Linked DNA regions of Homo sapiens: region 2 is linked to region 1. The links are chromatin loops, found by intact Hi-C in ENCODE. Cell type or tissue: prostate gland. All regions are shown on one strand.

Region 1 (8,000 bases):
TGAAGCTGGGTCCAGGGGAACAAATGTAGAAATGTAAAATGAGAAATGAAGTGAGGAGTTGGAATTCTGGTAAGGGTGGTAAGAGGCGGCAGAAGAGGTCTAGGATGAGACCAAGTCTGAGTTTGCTTGTTTGTTGGAGGGTGAGTGGTGGTGGGGCATCTCAAGCTGGCTTGAAAAATCAGACACAGGGTCAACCATTCAAATAGAAGGGTGACAGGATCAGTGCTGATTATAGGAAGAGCCATCTGGTGGTATTGACTGCATCTGGTGGAAATACTGCAGACAGAGAGACCCACTGGCAGGCAATTACAGTCTTCTTGATGAGAGATGTTGAGCACCTGAGTGAGGACTGTGGCATCAAAGGAAAGCAAAAGGTATGTGTTTGAGCAATGCTATTATCAACCAGCTTGGAGAACTGCTGGTAGATTGGAAATCCATTGGCGACTCCTGTACTGTGCAAAATTTCAACAGTCGTAGCTGGAAGGGAATAACTAGTGCATTAGGTTAATCGTGAAGGTGAAAGATTTTGAAGTATGGCAGGGTTTAGTGGAGCAAAGAAGGGAACATTCTCAGGCTACATGTCTGGGAATATGGAAGCTGAAGGCCTTCACCACCTCAGGAAAATCTGCTATAATTAGAAGAGTGTTTGACAAGAGCTAAAAATTATAAACAGCAGAGATGCATAGGCAGGCGGCCAATGGACCATGTCAGCATTGTAATGAAATCTGAACTGCTCTGAGCCAAGGATTGCCTATGTTTCTCAACTTTTTACTGACATTGCCTAGTCTTCACCAGAAGACTGTCCAAGAATGACTCTGGCTTGAAGGCATTTAGGCTGCTACTGAAGATATTAATAAATATAAATTCTCTAGATACATTAAGCTGAAAACCCCAAGAATATCCCATTCATGGCTTTACCTCCACCATCTACTCTGGAATGTTGGAGGCATGCAAGAAAGTATTTGAATAAGTGAGTAAATTATCTGGAAACAAAATCAACAAGTTCTTTAGCACATCTGCACTCCTAAACTAGAGCCTAGAAAATTCACTTAAATTTTCTAGGCTGTAGTTCACATAGCTTGGTAACGAGGGGGAGGCATTAGGAAATTTTTGAAATCCATTCAATTCTAAAATTCAGGGGTTTTCCTCCTTTCTTCATTTCATCTTTTCCTTTTAAACTAAGGAGTGAATTTGTTGGCAGTTATGCGAGATGAGTGCAGAGATGTCATATTAAGAATGCTATACCACTGTCTCAGGGACTACAAAACTAGAAACATCCACATCAAACAAAACAGGGTCTCTTTTAGTAAGTTTCTCGTGTTAAAAATCCTAAATAGGCCAAATGTGATGGCTCATGCCTGTAATCCCAGCACTTTGGGAGGCCAAGGTGGGAGGATTGCTTGAGTCCAGGAGTTTGACAGCCTGGGCAACATAGTGAGAGGAGAGCCATGTCTATTTGAAAAAAAAAAAAAATCCTAAGTGATCAATTGATCACTTGAACTGGTTCAATTGATCAATTGAACCAGTACTGGGTGGAAACAAATATATACTTTTAATTTCTTTCTTTCTTTTTTTTTTTTTTTGAGACGGAGTCTCGCTCTATTGGCAGGCTGGAGTGCAGTGACGCGATCTCAGCTCACTGAAACCTCCGCCTCCCGGATTCAAGCAATTCTCCTGCCTCAGGCTCCCAAGTAGCTGGGACTACAGGTGTGCGCCACCACGCCCGGCTAATTTTTGTATTTTTAGTAGAGACGGGGTTTCACCATGTTGGCCAGGATGGTCTCGATCTCTTGATCTCGTGGTCTGCCCGCCTCGGCCTCCCAAAGTGCTGGGATTACAGGCGTGAGCCACCATGCCCGGCCTATGTACTTTGAATTTCCAAAAATGACCCAAATTAGCAATCAGAATAAGAGGCTACAAGTTATTTAACACTACAATTCCCTGCCATTTGGTAATTTTCCATTTTTTTTGTTGTTAAAGTTAATTGAATTATTAGAATTAGTCACAAGCACAATTACTAAATTAATGAAGCAAATAAAGCTTAGATGTATATCAATAAACTTTTGTAAAAAATATAAAAGCAATACAACATTAAAGAAAGTTTTATAAGTAAGGAAAACACTGGTATTTCCTCCACTCACATTTCACATGCAAATATTTGTGCATGGTTTATTAATAGTATACAATTTCATATTCTGGTGTTTTTGTGGGGTTTTTTTTTTGTTTGCTTGTTTTTTTGATTCAGAGCCTCACTCTGTTGCCCAGGCTGAAGTGCAGTGGTGCAATCTCGGCTCACTGCAACCTCTGCCTCCTGGGTTGGAGCAATTCTCCTGCCTCAGCCTCCCAAGGAGCTGGGATTACAGGTGTGTGCCACCACGCCCGGCTAATTTTTGTATTTTTAGTAGAGACAGGCTTTCACCATGTTGGCCAGGCTGGTCTTGAACTCCTGACCTCAGGTAATCCACTCCTCTCAGCCTCCCAGAGTGCTGAGATTACAGGCGTGAGCCACCGCGCCCGGCCTTTGTTTTTGTTTTAACTTTAGATCAATCATTCTTAACCAGGGGTGATTTTGCACCTGAGGGGACATTTGGCAATGTCTGGAGAGATTTTGGTCTGTCACATCTGTGGTTGGGGACCTGCTACTGGCATCTAGTGGGAAGAGACTGGGAACACTGCTAAACATCCTAAACGACATAGGTCAGCCCCCACGACAAAGAATTACCTGGTCCAAATGTCGATAATGCTGAGGTTGAGAAAACTGCTTTAGATTATAGTAAAAAAAGCGGTCTTTTCCACAGAAACATTATCCCCATGATTTTATTAAAGGGATTATATTTTCAACCATGTATTTAGTGGTTATGTATGCCAGGCATTGCAAAGCACTGTACACAGATTTTTCTCATTTAGCCCTCCCAAAACCCTGTGAGGTTTTAAAGACGAGTACACCATGTCTTAAAGAGATTCAATAGTTGTTCAGAGTCATACAGTTAGTGGTAGCAATGCTTGTCTCTCCGACTTCAAAGCTGGTGCTGTCAGTTATCGTGTGTAATGTCATAATGAACATCTTCATATACGGATTTCTGCATTTTAAAAGTCCCTTCCGTAGCTTATTTTGAAGATATTAAAGGGTCAAAGGGAATTGGCAGTTATGGTGGCTTTTCCTACATGTTTCTAAATTGATTTTCTACAGCTGAACCAATTTCAGCACTACCATTGAATTGTGAGAAAGCCCTTTCAATATATTCTCATCAGCATTGACTATTTAACATTTAAAAACAAAATTCCTTGTTTTCTTAAGAAATTAAAAAGTATATATGTGAGCTTAAATAATAAGCAATTTCTGGAACTTGTTACCACAGATAGTTCTCCCAAAATGAGGACCAAACTGTGTAAGAATAATGAGAACGTCAAGTCAATATAAATAAAGCTTGCATTTCAAAGAATCATGTTTAACAAACGCAGTTATTTGACTAAGAAAGGCTGAGCCCCAAGAAAAACATTCCTGGTTACTCTGTAAACTTTGCCTCAAATGCTCTGTTTATATAAGCCTATGAAGAGCAAATGAGAGAATTGGATTTTATAGTTTAAAATGTTTTCTCAGATAATATTGACTTTTTTTTTTGCCCTGTCCTAGAAATAATGAAAAATAGGCCTTTGCTAGGATTCTTGTGAATGAAGGGTACGGTCCTACCCATACTCCCCATAACTACCCTCCCAGAGTCCTGACAAAGAATAGTGATAGTGATCCTAACAGCAAATATAATAATAATAGAATCGAGTCCAGTATTTTTCCAATACTAGTTGTGTCCCATTAGAGGATACAGAAATCACTTTAGTAGTTTTTGATCAGAATTTTTAAGATGAAACTAGACCAGAAAACAACATAAAATTAACAAGTGCATCGCATGTAATAAGCACAAGTATTGTTTTATGAAACTTGTTTGCTTTATATACGTGTGTGTGTGTGATGGTATACAGTGTTTTTTCTGTGGGTTGCAGTCTAAAAGGTTGAAAAGCCACTGATCAGATTTACCTACTTCATTTGAGAGGTGAGGTTTGGAGACGTTGGATGATGTCCAGGGATACCCAGCTGGTTAGTGGCAAAGCTGGAATGAGAACGGAAGTTCCCTAATCCCTAGGCCAGTGTCTACTCCATCAGGGTGCTCAGCCTGGGATCAGTCTCTGGCAGCAGGCAGGAAACAGGCTTAATAGAGAGGCTTTTAGGGAGTAGAGAAGGAGCAACTGGACATTGGCAAGAGTGATGGGACTGGTAGCTTTGGGATCTCCATGTATCTTTCAGCCCAAGCCAAATTAAATTACTTACTGAACAGTGAGCACATTGTACATTCAGGGTCTTCAATCTTAAGCTTGCCATTATCTCCTCAAAATAATAACCAAGTGATGCTTACTAGGTATTCAAATTGAGCTGTCACCAGAAGTCTTGTTGAATATTTTCTCACTTCCCTAAGCAAGTTGAACCAAGCAGGACAGATATGGAGAATGGATGATTGCTGATCACCCAGGTCATTATTGAAGGGCAAATTGAAATGGGTTGGTGCTTGCTAAGAAGGTAGAAGAGGCCGGGCACAGTGGCTCACGGCTGTAATCCCAGCATTTTGGGAGGCCAGGGCGAGTGGAGCACTTGAGTTCAGCTCAAGACCAGCATGGCCAACATGGTGAAACCCTATCTCTACTAAAAATACAAAAAATTAGCTGGACGTTAGTGGCACGCCCCTCTAGTCCCAGCTACTTGGAAGGCTGAAGCAGGAGAATCACTTGAAGCTGGGAAGCGGAGGTTGCAGTGAGCTGAGATTATGCCACTGGACTCCAGCCTGGGCAACAGAGCAAGACTCTGTCTCAAAAAAAAAAAAAAAAAAAAGAGAAAAAGAAGAAAGGTAGAAGAAATGCTTTTTGGTACTGAGAAGTAGAGATTATTACACCTTAAGTTGCCATGTCCTATTGGGAAATCAAGACAGCATCCAGGCCCGTCTGATCCTCACAAAACCTAAACGGTCCTCCCCATCAGCACTAAAGACTGACTGAGTCAATGGGGCCACCCTTGCATTGGGAATGGACGCGCGTTCATTCCTTTAACATTGGTTGAGAGTCTCCTGGTGGCCAAGTGCTATGAAGTCAAAGGCACTGTGAGAACTGGTCCTCTGCTCAGTGCAGCTTTTTCCTATAACAGGTGGGCTGATGCCTTCAAGGAGGTGATGTGAGAGATCCGTTAAAATGCATATATTCCTAGCAGTGGGAACAAGTTAGTTACAATTAACCCAAGGATATAGGGACCAGATTCACTCACAAGAGAAGATTTTGAGTGAGAATAGTTAGTAAGAGACTAACCTACAAACCTGATGAAGACTGAGGGAGAGAGGTCAAGGAGGGGAGGAAAAAAGGACAGTGCTGTTGCTCCCCAGGACAAGCTGCATCCTCCTCCCAGTGTTGCTTACAGCTGAGAGCTACTCACACTTGATCACACACAAGAATCTTCTGGGGATTTTGTGAAGATGCTGACGTTGGATGTTGATACAAGAGGCCTGGCGTGGGTCTCAATTTCTTTTTTGAGACAGGATCTCACTGTGTTACCCAGGCTAAAGTGCAGTGGCCTGATTTTGGCTCACTGCAGCCTTGACCTCCCATGCTCAGATGATCCTTCCACCTCAGTCTCCCGAACACCTGGGGCCCCAGGCGCACATCACAACACCCAGCTAATTTTTGTATTTTCATAGAGATGGGATTTCTGTATGTTGCCCAGGCTGGTCTGAAACTCCTGGATTCAAGAGATCTACCTGCCTGTTACAGGAAAGGGATCCCGATCCAGACCCCAAGAGAGGGTTCTTGGATCTTGCAAAAGAATGAATTCAGGGTGAGTCTTCAGTGCAAAGTGAAAGCAAGTTTATTAAGAAAGTAAAGGAATAAAAGAATGGCCACTCCATAGACAGAGCAACCCCGAGGGCTGCTGGTTGCCCATTTTTATGGTTATTTCTTGAAGATACACTAAACAAGGAGTGGATTATTACCCCCGTTTAGACCATAGAGGGCAACTTCCTGACATTGCTATGGCAGTGGTGGGAGTGTAGCAGGACGACCAGAGATTGCTCTCATCGCCACTTTGGTTTTGGTGGGTTTTGGGCGGCTCCTTTACTGCAAACTGTTTATATCAGCAAGGTCTTTATGACCTGTATTTTGTGCTGACTCCTGTCTCATCCTGCTATGTCTGGAATTGGTGGGTTCTTGGTCTCACTGACTTCAAGAATGAAGCTGCGGACTCTCGCAGTGAGTGTTACAGTTCTTAAAAGCAGCGGGTCTGGAGTTTGTTCCCTCTAATGTTTGGATGTGTTCAGAGTTTTTTCCTTCTGGTGGGTTCGTGGTCTCGCTAGCTCAGGAGTGAAGCTGTAGACCTTTGCAGTGAGCGTTATATCTTTCAAGGCGGTGCGTTTGGAATTGTTTGTTCCTACCAGTGGGTTCGTGGTTTTGCTGGCTTCAGGAGTAAAGTTGCAGACCTTCGTGGTGAGTGTTACCACTCATATAGGCTGTATGGACCCAAACAGTAAGCAGTACAAAGATTTATTGCAAAGGACAAAAGAACAGCACTTCCACAGTGTGGAAAGCAACCTAAACAGGGTACCGCTGTTAGTTTTGTCAGCCTGCTTTTATTCTCTTATCTGGCCCCACCCACATCCTGCTGATTGGTCTGTTTTACAGAGAGCTGATTGGTGCATTTACAATCCCTGAGCTAGACACAAAAGTTCTCCACCTCCCCACTAGATTAGCTAGACACAGAGTGCTGATTGGTGCATTTACAAACCCTGAGCTAGATACAGAGTGCCGATTGCTGCATTCACAATCCCTTAGACATAAAGGTTCTCCAAGTCCTCACCAGAGTAACTAGATACAGAGTGCCGATTGGTGCACTCACAAACCCTGAGCTAGACACAGGGTGCTGATTGGTGTGTTTACAAACCTTGAGGTAGATACAGAGTGCTGATTGCTGTATTTACAATCCCTTAGCTAGACATAAAGTTTCTCCAAGACCCAACCAGAGTAACTAGACACAGAGTGCCAATTGGTGCATTCACAAAACCTGAGCTAGACACAGGGTGCTGATTGGTGTGTTTACAAACCTTGAGCTAGAGACAGAGTGCTGATTGGTGTATTTACAATCCCTTAGCTAGACATAAAGGTTCTCCACGTCCCCACCAGACTCAGGAGCCCAGCTGGCTTTACCCAGTGGATCCCGCACCAGGGCCGCAGGTGGAGCTGCCTGCCAGTCCCACTCCGTGCGCCTGCACTCCTTAGCCTTTGGGCGGTCGATGGGACTGGGCACCATGGAGCAGGGAGGGGTGCTCGTTGGGGAGGCTCTGGCCGCGCAGGAGCCCATGGCGGTCGGGGGGAGGCTCAGACATGGCCGGCTGCAGGTGCTGAGCCCTGCCCCGCTGGGAGGCAGCTAAGGCCCAGCGAGAAATCCAGCACAGCAGCTGCTGGCGCAGGTGCTAAGCCCCTCACTGCCCCGGGCGGCGGGGCCGGCCGGCTTCTCCGAGTGCTGGGCGCCCCCAGCCCACGCCCACCCGGAACTCACGCTGGCCGGCAAGCGCTGCGCGCAGCCCTGGTTCCCGCCGGCGCCTCTCTCTCCACACCTCCCAGCAAGCTGAGGGAGCTGGCTCTGGCCTTGGCCAGCCCAGAAAGGGGCTCCCACAGTGCAGCCGCGGGCTGAAGGGCTCCTCAAGTGGGGCCAGAGTGGGTGCCAAGGCCGAGGAGGTGCCGAGAGCGAGCGAGGGCTGCTAGCATGCTGTCATCGCTCACCGTGACTTAGAATGCGTAACCATCTGGGAATGCGGTCCAGTAGGTTTCAGCCTTATTTTACCCAGCTCCTATTTAAGATGGAGTTGCTCTGGTTCACAGGCCTCTGACACCTCAGCCTCCCAAAGTGCTGGGACCACAGGCATGGGCCACTGCACCTGGCCAGAGTCTGCATTTCTTCTTTTTTTTTTTTTTTT
Region 2 (8,000 bases), 58 kb before region 1:
TGGCCTCCCAAAGTGCTGGGATTACGGGCATGAGCCACTGCGCCTGGCTATTTTTTTTTATTTTTTATTTATTCATCTTTTGAGACGCAGTTTCGCTCTTGTCACCCAGGCTGGAGTGCAGTGGCGCCACCTCGGCTCACTGCAACCTCTGTCTCCCAGGTTCAAGCGATTCTCCTGCCTCAGCCTCCCAAGTAGCTGAGATTACAGGTGCCCGCCACCATGCCCAGCTAATTTTTGTATTTTTAGTAGAGATGGGGGTTCCACCATGTTGGCCAGGCTGGTCTCAAACTCCTGACCTCAGGTGATCCACCCATCTTGGCCTCCCAAAGTGCTGGGATTACAGGTGTGAGCTACTGCACCTGGCCTGAGATGAGAATTTAAAATAATGCTTTGGGTTCTGTGATCTAGACAACAATTTCTTTTGTTGCTAATTAGATGAAAGGTATAGAAAGTAAAATGATTGGGCCCCCGGAGAAGCAGGATTTTCCCCAGGGAATCCAACAAATCCAGAGAATGTCTTTGTTACGGGAGGATTGTTGTTTTAGTTAAAGATGTGCTTTGGAAATGTCTTCTTCCTTCATGTTAGTATCATGATCATTATCATGTTAAAAAAAAAAAAAAAATTTACAAACCACCTGGCCACCCAGAGCAGAATTACAGTCAGCACTCTGTTTCCCCAGGTCCTGAATCCTTGGATTCAACCAACCTCAGCACTCTGTTTCCCCAGATCCTGAATCCTTGGATTCGACCTTGGGCGGGGGAAAAAGAGTGGTTGCTTCTGTACTGAATATGTACAGGCTTTTTTTTTTTCTTGGCATTATTCCCTAAGGAATACAGCATAACAACTGTTTACATAGCATTTACATTGTATTCGGTATTATAAGTAATTTAGAGATGATTTAAAGTACAAGAAAGGCTGTGCATAGGTTATATGCAAATACTACATCATGTTATATCAGGGACTTATGCATTTGTGGACTTTGTATCCTCAGAGGTCCTGGAACTCATCCCTGGAACAGGGACGACTGTACTTAATACGCTGTCCAAAATGAATTGGACTGCCAGCATTCTCTACTTTTTCATGTATTACTCTTAGGTCAGGGGAAAAAACAAATCTCTGTATTTTATAATTAAGAATGAATCCCTGAGTCATTTGACTTCTTCAATGACAGAGCAAGCCACGTAAAAATACCCTTCCAAGGAAAGCCATCAGGGAGCCTCAGAATGGGTACAGTTTCACCCCATTTACCTAACCTTTTCTGCCAGTGCAGCTGAGCCTCTCAACGCGACTTTAACAAACTCTCTCTGAGCCAGTCTTCTCAGTGCCATCTTTGCTTTCATTCAACTTTACATGTCTAGTGTTGCTGCTCAAACCTGTGTCCCCTCAAGTCCTTTCCCAACTAAAGGATGGTGGTTAATTGACAATAGACAAACAAGTCTCAGAACAATTATGAGGGTGTAATGAAGTGTGCATTCGTACATGCAATTAAATAGAGGAAAGATGCAGGAGGGAATGTGTACACAATCCTCCTCCAGCTGGCACGCCCTGCCTGGAGGTGCTCCTCCACTGGAAGCCTGTTGTGTGCTCCTCTGGCAAGGAGATGAAGTCCCAGATTTTTAGTGCCTCATGCAAGGTCTTTTCCACCTCCTTCACTAGTTGACTTAGCCTGGCATGTAGCAAACTCTCAGTGTCATCTGCCTCCAACACAGTTTTCCCCAGGTCTTTCGTACCTTGGCCTTCACATGGGAAGCCAAGAGATGCTGAGCACATGGAGGAGGGCAATCTTTTCCCCCTTTGATTATTATTTTTTTAATTCATTGAGATTCTAAGTCCTCTGTCATTTCAAAGAAAGGATACTCTCTTTCCTTTGGAGCTATGTTCTACATATCATCCTAAGTGGAAAAAAATCATTAAATAGGCCGGGCGTGGTGGCTCACGCCTGTAATCCCAGTACTTTGGGAGGCCAAGGTGGGCGGATCGCTTGAGCCCAAGAGTTCAAGACCAGCTTGGCCAACGTGGCGAAATCCCGTCTCTTCTACAAATACAAAAATTAGCTGGGCGTGGTGGCACATGCCTGTAATCCCAGCTACTTGTGAGGCTGAGGCAGGAGGATTGCTTGACCCCAGGAGGTCAAGGCCGCAGTGAGACATGATGGTGCCACTGCACTCCAGCCTGGGTGACAGAGTCAGACACTGCCTCAAAGGAAAAAAACCAAACATACCTCAAATAATGTCTGCAAAATAAAAGACTATGAACGGAATATGGAGAAAGCCTCTAAGATGGCCCCAGGGGAGTGTTAACATGTCTAGCCTGATTAATTGGCTAGTTTGGGAATAATTCTATCCAAAGTGAGTGACAAGGCATGGCTGGCTAGTGTCAACTTTGTCCTCAGCTATAGTTAAAGGCAGGCCTGGAGGGCTGACTTGTTCAGTCTCAGTAGCAAAAAAGTGCATGGTGTCTGGATAAGCAGGTTGTACAGCCTATTAGAAAAGAAAGGTAACAGTCTTCCTCTAATGCAATAAGGGATTTTTTTTAAAGTTCTCCTGTCAAGATTTTTTAATACCAGAATCTGAGAGTGGAGAAAATTGGCCCAAGGACAGACAAAAGAGCTGGGAGGAAAATCGACTATATTTTTCAACACACAATGCCATTTGAAGTACTGGATTGAGTACGGAAGTATTACGAACATTCCTAATTTGGTTAGTGTCTATATTTCTTAATATAGTAATGCTATTAATGTCTGTCTCCTAAGTTTGTATAAATCCAAACCCCCATGTTATTGGCCAGTTGGAAACAATAATGTAAACAGACTCTGTTGCCCAAATTAAGTTATGTGCACCGAATGCTTTGTCAAACTGTAACTATTTTAATGTTCATTCTAAGCCACAAATCTTTGCCAAAGAAGATACTGAATTACTCTCTTTTGTTTAGGAGTAGAATACACAATAACCTAATATTTAAAAGTATTATTCAGAAGAAGAAAAACTTAGGATTGAATTTTTCTTTATCATAAATTTTAGATCATTCTCTTTGCTCGATTCCATAGAAGACACTAAGAATTAGACTGAACTGCTTTCTCATTGTATTGTTTTCTACTTGACCTAAAAATCCAGGGGTGGGTTATATAGAGAGTTTATTTAGGAGACTTTGGTAAGGGAGAGAGAAAAATAATGTACAAGCTGGAAACGCATGAAAAATGTAAACAATGAAAGTTAGAAGAATGGAAGCGACAGTGTGCTCAGGAAATGATGTGTCATTTGGTCGGAGTTCAGGGTGCCCCTGAATCCCAGGAGGGTAGCACTTGCTTTCCTGCCCATTGTGAAGGCAAGGAATCCGCGTGTTGTCCTATCAATTCCATTCATGGCAGGGTAGAGACTTTTCAAATGGAAGAAAATGTGCATTAAAGGACATTCTTTCTGCATGGGGTGGGGTAGTGAACGTGTTGGGGTTGAGGCACGGAGTTGTTTAGGTCAGGTGAATAGTGAGGGGAAATGGGCAGGCAGTCAATGGTTAAGTTGGTGTTTTGCAAGCCATTTTAAGAGGATACCAAATAAAATGCATTAATCTACATTTCATTAAAAATTAGTTGGTGGGAAAGTGGAAAGTTGAAGATGAGAACTTTCCAAGTAAAACAGCTTCATACTCCTTGGCCAGAACACCACTATATTTACAAATAGGGGATAAAAACACCCACTTCCTAGGTGGTCCATAAGCTTAACTGGGCAGGCATATGACACTTCTGAGCATTTGATGCCGTTCTCTGGGGGGGTTAAAGCCTGAATGCCCACCAAATCCCCTGTCTGAGCATCATTTGTGACCAAGATTCAAATTATTTCCCATGAAGCTCTAAGGTCTCATATAACTCAGTGGATGTAGCTCACGACTTCTTCTTTTGACCCCAGTATTCTAAGACAAACACCACAGCCGAAGCTGGAAGTGAGAGGAGAGGGGTTCGTTTCAGAGTCAGGAGCCCAAGGCGCCCCAGCAATTTCAGACCCCCTGGGACAGGAACTCCTCCTCCAGTAAGCTCTTGTTTTGAAAAACAGTGGGGTGGGGCCAAAAAAGCATTACAATGGAGCTGGGATGGATGAGGCTTTCTTTTATTTGAGATGTCACTTGTGTCACGTTTCCTGAAACAGCACGTTGGAAAACAGAAGCTATTTTCTATCCCGTGGGTTGCGCTGGAAGAGCTGAGAGGCCAGGCTGTGGATCCTTGCCACGAACAACAAGAGAGGGCAAGTCCAGCCGCCTGCTAGGGGACTAGCAGGAAGCGGCACGCCTGCCAGAGCTCATCACTTCAACTCTGGCTTTCACTGCGCTCATTCCCTGAATGGCAGTAACCAGGGGGCGGGGGTGGCATGGGAAATGAAAGAAAGAGATATGGGAAACTAAATCTGCCGGGGGAAAGAGAGTTACCGGAGTTTTAGCAAAACAGCTAGCAGATGCAAACGGGGAGGCAGAGGGAGGAGGGAAGGCTGGGCTTCAGCAACCTGCCACGGGGATTTAAACAAAGGAGGTTTGAGAGAGGCGGGATCTGGCTGTAATATCGGCACAGGGACAGAGACAGCAGCTGGACTCTCGGGATGAAACGGAATCGATTCCCAGCGTCTCCAACAGGGCAGGAGTGAGTGGAGTATGTTGCAAAATAAGAACTCAGAGAAACGAGTGAGTTTGGAAAAAAGACTTACAGATTTTGACGGTCTCTTGACATTTCACCCTTCTTTGAGGCATGCCTTTATCAATGCGTTACCTCTTCATAATTTCTGTCTCTAGTGTAATTATTTTTATCGTCTTCTCTGTGTTCAATTTTGGGGGAGATCCAAGCTTCCAAAGGCTAAATATCTCAGACCCTTTGAGGCTGACTCAAGTTTGCACATCTTTTATCAATGGAAAAACACGTTTCCTGTGGAAAAACAAACTAATGATCCATGAGAAGTCTTCTTGCAAGGAATACTTGACCCAGAGCCACTACATCACAGCCCCTTTATCTAAGGAAGAAGCTGACTTTCCCTTGGCATATATAATGGTCATCCATCATCACTTTGACACCTTTGCAAGGCTCTTCAGGGCTATTTACATGCCCCAAAATATCTACTGTGTTCATGTGGATGAAAAAGCAACAACTGAATTTAAAGATGCGGTAGAGCAACTATTAAGCTGCTTCCCAAACGCTTTTCTGGCTTCCAAGATGGAACCCGTTGTCTATGGAGGGATCTCCAGGCTCCAGGCTGACCTGAACTGCATCAGAGATCTTTCTGCCTTCGAGGTCTCATGGAAGTACGTTATCAACACCTGTGGGCAAGACTTCCCCCTGAAAACCAACAAGGAAATAGTTCAGTATCTGAAAGGATTTAAAGGTAAAAATATCACCCCAGGGGTGCTGCCCCCAGCTCATGCAATTGGACGGACTAAATATGTCCACCAAGAGCACCTGGGCAAAGAGCTTTCCTATGTGATAAGAACAACAGCGTTGAAACCGCCTCCCCCCCATAATCTCACAATTTACTTTGGCTCTGCCTATGTGGCTCTATCAAGAGAGTTTGCCAACTTTGTTCTGCATGACCCACGGGCTGTTGATTTGCTCCAGTGGTCCAAGGACACTTTCAGTCCTGATGAGCATTTCTGGGTGACACTCAATAGGATTCCAGGTACGTACAATTCCATATTTCATGCAAAAGAAATGTGTCGTATTTGAAAGGGCTTTAGAATAACCAGCCACTTTTTATTAGGAAGTAGAAGATGAAAACTGGAACATATATAGTTCTCACCCTAGTCCTTTCTAAATGCAGAAAGATGTTCTTTTTTTTTTTTGAGACTGGATCTCACTCTGTGGCCCAGGCTGGAGTGCAGGGGCAACATCATGGCTCACTGAACCCTGGACCTCCTGGGCTCCAGCAATCCTCCCACTTCAGTCTCCTGAGTAGCTGGGACTACAGGTGCACACCACCATACTGGGCTAATTTTTAAAAAAAATTTTGTGCAGACAGGGTCTCGCTATGTTGCCCAGGCTGGTCTCCAACTCCACAGCTCAAGCTATCCTCCCCATCTTGGCCTCCCAAAATGCTGGGATTATAGCCATGAGCCACCATGCCTAGCCCAGAATGATGTTCTTTATGTGATAATTCACATGTTCTAGCACTACTAAGTAATACCTTTCCATGCTATCACTTGGTGGTCCATCAAGTTCTTTTTCACACATCATCTTATTACATCTTTACCACAATAGCTGTTAGTCCACACTGGTGTTCTTTCTTTCCTCTAAATTTGTCAGGCTTGCTCTTACCCCAGGATCTTTGCCTTGGCCACCCTCCTGCCTACTCCAGGCCTCCACAGGCTCCTTCCCCTTAGCCAGATCTCAGCTCTCAGGTGTCAGCAGCTCTGATACTCCCCCTCATTGGCCAGCACACCACTCTGTTTTTCTTTTAAAGAGTTTATTGCCCTGTGGAATTAGGATATTTACCTATTTGCATGGGTTTGTTCTTGGTCTCCTCTGCATTTGTTCCATGAAGCCAGGGTTATTTTCTATCTCATTAACTGCTCCTCAGTGCTTAGAACAGAGAGTAAATGCTCAATAAGTATATATTAGATGAATAAATCAGTGAGTGAGTGAATGAATGGTAAAGCATGAAGCTTTACTATGGCACCAGAGCTGTCTCCCTAAGACATTGTTGAGCTGAGAAATATTTGGACTCATGCATGTACCATATTATATGTGTAGGATTTTTAAAAATACATTTTATTTCAAATAAAATAATGAGATCCTAGCAGAAACTCCTTGCTTTCTCACCCGAATTTTCCTATCTTTACTAATTTACCAGACCGATTGTTTTTTAAAGTGTATAAAACATGATGGGATTTCTTCTGAAGAAAACAGCGTGCTTTGGACTCAATGAAAAATACAAAATGGATCTCTGATGAACTAGACAGCATTATTATAGCAAGAGAAAAGCAATCATTGTTCTGGCTGTTGGGGGATTGCCAAGTTCGAAAGGCTGGTAGGTGCTCTCAGGCTGCAGGGCAGGGCCTGCTGGGCGATAAACACGCCGGCATTCTCTGGAAAATACCATGCCTGGTGTTTGAATCCCAGGGTGACTTTCCTGGTGAATGCGGCTCACTCGTATGCTGCGCACACTGTTTCCGCACCTGCCTCTGCCTGGGTTCATCCTCTCTTCACCTTTGATCTGTTGTTTCCACCATTCGCATATCATTGAGGAGCATTAGGTACTTAGGAGCTGATTTTCATATTTAAATATTTATTCCCTTTCTATTTTCATTCTTTCCTTAAAATTCATAAAAGTTGGGTCCCAGTCAAGTGGTTCCTTAAGTATTGTGCTGAGATGAGGGCATTTCATAAGTTAACAAAAGTCTAAATTGTTGCTTTTTTTTTTTTTTTTTAGAAAAACATGGGTTTTGGTTTCTATTAAATGTAAATATCTGTGGTTATTTTGCCAGAAGCCTGGTCAGTTTTATCAATGTCAAATAATATAAGAAAATCAAGGGAAAAAGAATTCCCCTTTTTTCCTTACCCCTTTCTGATCTCTTGGGAGACCAAAAGAATGATATCTGGATAGGTGTAGGAGAGAATGCTATCTAGATGGGTATAGGAGAGAACGACATCTACATGGGTAGAGGAGAGAATGCTACCTTTTCTTCTCTTTTTTAGGAGAGAGAACACCTTTTTTGCTGTAGGTTTATGCCATGGCATGCTGGCTTCTGCCTTCTCACTGCAACAGTGTGGCCCCATGTAAATCATAGAACCTCATGGGACCTCAAATCTCTCCAGCTACAAAATGGGGAACCCAGGTAGAAAGACCCCTTTCATTCCTACACATACCTTTCTTTGCAGAAGACACAATGCCTAGAACAATGTAAAGACCTCCCACGCTGCTAGTGGGAATCTATAGAGAGAAAGGCAGAAGGGCTGGTGAGCCTGGATCATGTACTGCCCATCAACTTTGGCAAGCGCATCCCATTTCCCTTGCAGGAATTAGAGGCGAGA

Evidence for each region. Hi-C counts contacts between places; a loop is a spot of excess contacts. Peaks named below come from ENCODE experiments on the same cell type or tissue, not always from the same donor. Only the 100,000 strongest peaks of a DNase experiment are listed, where the experiment ranks them.
Region 2: a loop joins it to region 1, with 2.3 times the contacts of the local background. A loop is called at or near these places in 7 of 110 quality-filtered maps.

The regions. Positions count from the first base shown.
Region 1 is chr6:10,609,767-10,617,766 of GRCh38, forward strand. All of the region lies in intron 3 of GCNT2 (glucosaminyl (N-acetyl) transferase 2 (I blood group)), which reads left to right. Among named protein-coding and RNA genes, the nearest start is that of C6orf52, 81 kb to the right of the region's middle. In prostate gland, no CTCF peak of the experiment used is centred here; DNase peaks (open chromatin) are centred at 700, 3,485 and 4,067; H3K27ac peaks cover 8,000 bases.
Region 2 is chr6:10,551,694-10,559,693 of GRCh38, forward strand. All of the region lies in intron 3 of GCNT2 (glucosaminyl (N-acetyl) transferase 2 (I blood group)), which reads left to right. Among named protein-coding and RNA genes, the nearest start is that of GCNT2, 34 kb to the left of the region's middle. RefSeq lists enhancers at 4,033-4,928, 6,862-7,409, 7,536-8,000. In prostate gland, no CTCF peak of the experiment used is centred here; DNase peaks (open chromatin) are centred at 4,258 and 7,008; H3K4me3 peaks cover 2,500 bases; H3K27ac peaks cover 4,102 bases.